2 separate regions of the Homo sapiens genome follow, and region 1 is linked to region 2. The links are chromatin loops, found by intact Hi-C in ENCODE. Cell type or tissue: CD14-positive monocyte. All regions are shown on one strand. Links, peaks and the distances in the headings refer to the core of each region. The heading gives the core; the rest is flanking DNA. Region 1 has its middle 2.8 kb from the start of TSPAN31. Region 2 holds the start of GIHCG (GIHCG inhibitor of miR-200b/200a/429 expression).

Region 1 (2,803 bases), core at 68-2,567, 190 kb after region 2:
TAGTGGCGCGATCTCAGTTCACTGCAACCTTCACCTCCCGGGTTCAAACAATTCTCCTGCCTGGCTCAGCCTCCCGAGTAGCTGGATTACAGGTGCCCGCCACCACACCCAGCTAATTTTTTTGTATTTTTAGTAGAGATGGGGTTTTGCCATGTTGGCCAGGCTGGTGGCGAACTCCTGACCTTAGGTGATCTGCCCGCCTCGGCCTCCCAAAGTGCTACGATTACAGGCGTCCGGTGGAAACAAAGTAATTAGGTCAAACTACCCGCTACCTCCTACCTCCCACCCCCTCACTCCCCACCTCCATCCCCTTCCTACCCCAAGTCCCATCTTCATTGTCTCCTTCAGTTCCTCATCTACCTTCTTTTCTTTGAGGTCCTAAATCAAGGGCAAGACAATGATATTAGAAGGGGAACTGGTTGACAAGCATTTTGGTTGTGTGGTGTAGTGAAAAGGGTATCAAAATTATAACCAATCTGGGCTTTATGTGCTTGGTAAAAAATAAAAATAAAAATGTAAAAATAAAATCAGAAGACCTAAATCCATGTCTTTGTTTCACCTCTTAATGGCTTCTCTGAGCCTTAGTTTCCTTTTATGCAAATAGGGATAAATAATCCTACTCCTCAGGGCTGTCATGAGGATAATATATATATGAAAGTATGTTGTAAACTATTAAGTGTTATAGTCATGTTAATTATTATGAAAGCGATTGGACATGGAACATGGTAGTTTTTGTCTTTTTATAGGTTACTTTCCTCCTTCATAACTGATTTTCCCCATAATCACTTGGCCTATTTATTTATTTTATTTATTTTTGACGTGGAGTTTCGCTTAGTCACCCAGGCTGGAGTGCAGTGGCGTGATCTTGGCTCACTGCAACCTCCACCTCCTGGGTTCAAGTGATTCTCCTGCCTCAGCCTCCCAAGGTGCTGGGATTACAGGCATGAGCCACCACGCCTGGCCTCACTTGGCCCTTTTAAACAGGAGGTGGCCTCAGTGGGTAGCTGCCTGAAAAAGGGTTACATCGTAAGACATAAGGATACAGGGCTCATTGGGATGTGTAGAGAGGGCAATGGGTACAAGTGTATACTAGAATGCAGGGCTGTGAGGGTAACAGACCAAATGTGCATGAATTCCTGTGAGAGTTTGAAATCCGCAGGTCATCAAGAGTTTAGGATTGCACCTCGGACCTAGCTTGCCATATTCTCCCAGAACCAACACCCATCTTAATTAGCCACCTCCCACAGGAGGCCCTGGGACACTGTTAAGATTTCTCCATCCACCTGGCTGGGAAATCATAGCAGGGACTGGCTGGCAGGGTTGATGGGCCAACACTAGAGGGGGTGGGAGGTGCAGGAGGTAGTGCTGTCCCAGGCTGTGGGTTTGAAACTCACCAGTCAGGAAGTGAGGTCGACAGACGGAAGGGCGGGCAGGGGCGGGGAGTTCTGGGCACAGCAGAAGGGGCCTTCTGAGGTTTGGGGGCTGTAGGGCCATGGGCCTCAGGGCCAGAGGTGGTTGTTAGCCTGGCAAGACAGGTCTGGGCAACATGCATGCCCAGAGGCAGTTCGTTGTAGCTGCAGTGAGAGCAGAAGTCAGACGACATGAGGTGGCCAAGCAGGCTCTAAACCGCCTCAGGAAGCTGGCAGAGAGGGTGGACGACCCCGAACTCCAGGACAGCATCCAGGCCTCATTGGACAGCATTCGAGGTAAGAGAAAGGTCAGCCCTCAACTTGGGTGTATCAGGGACTAGCAGGTGCATAGAAGGTTTAGCTGTATCATATATCAATTCCCAGTCAGCTACTTCCTAGTCCCCAAGATGGGACTCTGGGAAAGAATACATTTAGGGAGGATGGAAAAAGACATGGGAGGTATCATTCTTTCTCTTTCCCTGCTCTGATCCTTCTCCCAGGAGATCAAAATACAGGTCCCTGTTGAGCTGACCTTCTTGGCAATGAAGAAATGTGTGAGCATGGGGAAGATAGGCTGTGACAGACTCATGGTAGACTTGTTCCCTGCCTGGGGAGTCCAGAGCAGGAAGCAGTCTGGGGCAGCAGGTTCTGGGACTGGATAATGAGTTCATTCCCAGGACCCACAAAGGATCAGTGACCTCTTGTTCTCCAGCTGTAGAGAGAAACACATGCACACACATACACACACACACACACGCATGCACATTGAAGTACACCATGCAGAGAATCTCAGGCTCCCAAGCGCATACTAACTCTCACACACTATGCTCTGCAGAGCCAAAGTGCAGATAGGTCCCCAGAACTCTTCTTGGTCCCCTCTCCTCCCCTTGCTCCTGTTCCTGTCTTCCCCCCACACACCTTCCGCTCTACCTCCTTAGTGCCATTAGAGCAAGTGATGACAACACAGGGAGGAAATGCTGCCATGGCAACACCATCCGCCACATCCTCCTGCCCACCCCAGGCTTCAGTCCTGTGGTGGAGCCCTGGCAGGAACAGCTTCTCTCCATCCACAAGGCCCTACCACTGAGGAACTGGTGGAACTGGAGGTTGTTCCAGCTCGCTGTCATTCCATTCACCTCTGATGCAGCAAAGAGCTAACAAAAGCAGCCTTCTTTGCTCATGAAAGGTGTCTGGTGGAAACACTTCTTCCATCATATCCTGATCTCTTCCAGCCATTTCAGTCTTCTCCATTGTTACCTGCCTACCTGGGTGGTTGTCAAGAGATCATTCTTTCCCTCAAGGACACCTCCTGCCAGACCTCTCTGCTAGTACACCAGAGTATAACTTGGGGAAGGAACAGCTTGCTTTGGATGCCTAGTGGGACAGTCTGATGA
Region 2 (2,803 bases), core at 117-2,616:
TTTTGTTTTGTTTTTTTGTTTTTTTGTTTTTTGAGCCAGAGTCTTGCTCTGTCGCCCAGGCTGGAGTGCAGTGGCGCCATCCCGGCTCACTGCAACCTCTGCCTCCTGGGTTCAAGCAATTCTCCTGCCTCAGTGAGCTGGGATCGCGCCACTGCACTCCAGCCTGGGCGACAGAGCAAGACAACAGCTCAAAAAAAAAAAAAATTCAGGCTGGGCGCGGGTGGCTCATGCCTGTAATCCCAGCACTTTGGGAGACCGAGGAAGGCAGATCACTTGGGATGAGGAGTTCGAGACCAGCCTGACCAACATGGTGAAACCTCATCTCTACTAAAAATACAAAAATTAGCTGGGTGTGGTGGCGCCGCCTATAATCCCAAGCTACTCAGGAGACTGAGGCAGGAGAATTGCTTGAGCCCAGGTGGTGGAGAGGTTGCAGTAAGCCGAGATCGGGCCACTACACTGCAGCCTGGGCAACACAGTAACTTTGTCTCAAAAAAAAAAAAGTTTTTTAAGTTCCAAACTAGCATATACAGTATGATTCCATTTTGAATTTGTACTTACTATAATTCATAGAAAGGGTCTGGAAGACTCCTACAAAGTATTCACATTGGTTGTCCTTAAATGGGTAGGATTTGGAGGTTTTGTGTTTTGGGGGTTTTTTTGGCCTTCATTTTCTAAAGCAAAAATAATTGCTTTTTTAATGGGAACTAAATTATTTAAAATTGTATAAATCTATCACAGTAACAAATAAATTACATATAATTGTAAAGAGTTTACCACCTGTCAGCTGTGAAAGTTGATCATATAAATCGGGTCACTTTTGTCATACCAGTTAAAGAGTGGAGAGGCCAGAGGGAAAAAACATTCAGGTCACAAATATCACTTGAAAAATATAATTCTCTACAGGCCTGGCTGCTGAAACTGCCTGCTAACACTTAAAACCAATTTAATCTAAAGGCTACTAAGACAGTCTGCTACAATTCTAAGACTAATTTTACCCACCACCGTCACTCAGCAATCAGTTTGCCAACCCCACCAAAACATTAATAGTGCCAATAAACTCTCTTGGAGACCAATACGTAACATTTCTCCTTCTTATAAAGTCTCTAACCTCTTCACTCTTCAGACATCCCGAAGACCACCCCAGTCTACATATATGCCCCAAATTACTATTTTCTTCCCAAATAAAGCATTCTAATTTCAAAGATTCATCTCTATATTCTGACTTAACAGCTTTTAACACTTAATGCTGTTTTTTAGTTGACAAATAAAAATTATATTTATAGTATAAAACATGTTTTGAAATATATATACATTGTGGAATGGTTAAATAAAGCTAACATGTACCCTTCGGCTTTTTAAAAACTAACGTCCAATTCATCCAATTCCGTGAGAGTAAAGCCTTTGCTTAGCTTTCCAGTCCTGTTAAACGGGGGGGAAACAACAAAAGGGTCCTCAGGGCCCTGCCCAACAATACGCCACATTCTGTCTAGTAAAGCCACACAGCCAGAAAACGCCAGGTGACTGGCAGGCAGATACTTCCGGAAGAAGTCGGCCCTCCGAACCCGGAAGTGAAGCGATAAGACGCACGGTGTTCTGGGAGGAGTTACGCAGGCAGGGTTGTGGTTGCTGGCTGTTACCAGGACAACCGGAGGCGATTGACCGTTATCTGCGGTTTGGAGCCGTTAGCGGGAGAGGCAGAGATATTCAGAGGTCTTTTAGGATGCGCTAAAGGGTCGTGAGGGCTCTCTTAAAATTTTCTTCACAAGCGGTTATCCAGTCGTGCCCCGCGGCCCTGCTGCTGGCCCCGGGGATCTGAGTCGTACCCTCTTGTTTTTCTCTGAGTCAGTCTTAAGGTGAAATGAAGTGTGGCCCAGTGGCTCCTCACTGTCGCTTCTCTAGTTTTCTGCCTCCTTTTAGAAAATGTAAGTTGAGAATTTCTAATTTACATCGGGATGTGTTCTAATGCGCTTGTTTTTAAAACTGTGGAAAATTTTTAAAAGAAAATAAATCTCACCAGTCATCCAGCTACCCAGAAGTAACATTTTCATGCATTACCTATTAATTTTTTTCTCTGCATATTTTTTCATAGTTGAGATAATTTAGGGAAAACCATTTTGTGTCCTTCATATATGGATGAATACAATATAATTTTGGTATTAATATCATAGCAACAAAGAAGGCATTGAAGGCTTTAAATCTGTTTACAGTGAATTGAAAAGACAGGATGAAGTGGACACAGCATGTGAAGACAATTCTTTCAAGAAGTTTGGCTGTCAAGGAAAACAGAGAATGTGAGTAGCCAAAGCAGAATGACAGTGAAAGAAAGAAATTGGGAGCCAGACAATACAGCCCGACAGTTTACGCCTGTACGGATGTACCTCTTTCACAAAAGATTGAGTATGCTTGGGGAAAAAAAATACACACTATAATAGGAGAAAATGATGAAGAGAAACTGAGGTAAAGGTAATTGGAAAACAAAATAAAGCCAGGGGTATATTAATACCCCAAAACTTCATACCAAAAGGTCCGTGTATTTACTAGAGGGGTGCCACAAATTGGGCTCTGAGGTTCCTAGCAATTAAACCAAAGGGAAAATATAAGTTTAACATGATCCGTATGAGGGAGGAGGCCTAATGGCATATTATAGAATCCTGTTACACATTAGCTGTATGAAATTGATTGGGTAATGTAAGCTCTTTAGACCTCATTTCTCCGTCTCTTAAAGAGTGGGGAGAGGAAGCAGGAGACTGTTAGACGAGTTGATCTTTTAATATCTCTTCCACTACTGACAGTCTATGAT

What was found. Peaks named below come from ENCODE experiments on the same cell type or tissue, not always from the same donor. Only the 100,000 strongest peaks of a DNase experiment are listed, where the experiment ranks them.
Region 1: it touches region 2 in a loop (3-fold over the local background); 3 of 110 quality-filtered maps call a loop at or near these places.

Annotation. Positions count from the first base shown.
Region 1 is chr12:57,740,815-57,743,617 of GRCh38, reverse strand. It overlaps a transcript of AGAP2 not described here. Among named protein-coding and RNA genes, the nearest start is that of TSPAN31, 2.8 kb to the left of the region's middle. RefSeq lists enhancers at 1,658-1,717, 2,251-2,330. In CD14-positive monocyte, for the core only: a CTCF peak has its summit at 1,281; DNase peaks (open chromatin) are centred at 1,357 and 2,397; H3K4me3 peaks cover 1,617 bases; H3K27ac peaks cover 1,688 bases.
Region 2 is chr12:57,934,961-57,937,763 of GRCh38, reverse strand. GIHCG (GIHCG inhibitor of miR-200b/200a/429 expression) reads left to right here and starts at 1,600. Exons shown (of 3, transcript NR_038269.1): 1 at 1,600-1,925; 2 at 2,211-2,294. RefSeq lists enhancers at 1,174-1,674, 1,675-2,175. In CD14-positive monocyte, for the core only: no CTCF peak of the experiment used is centred there; a DNase peak (open chromatin) is centred at 1,573; H3K4me3 peaks cover 1,710 bases; H3K27ac peaks cover 1,833 bases.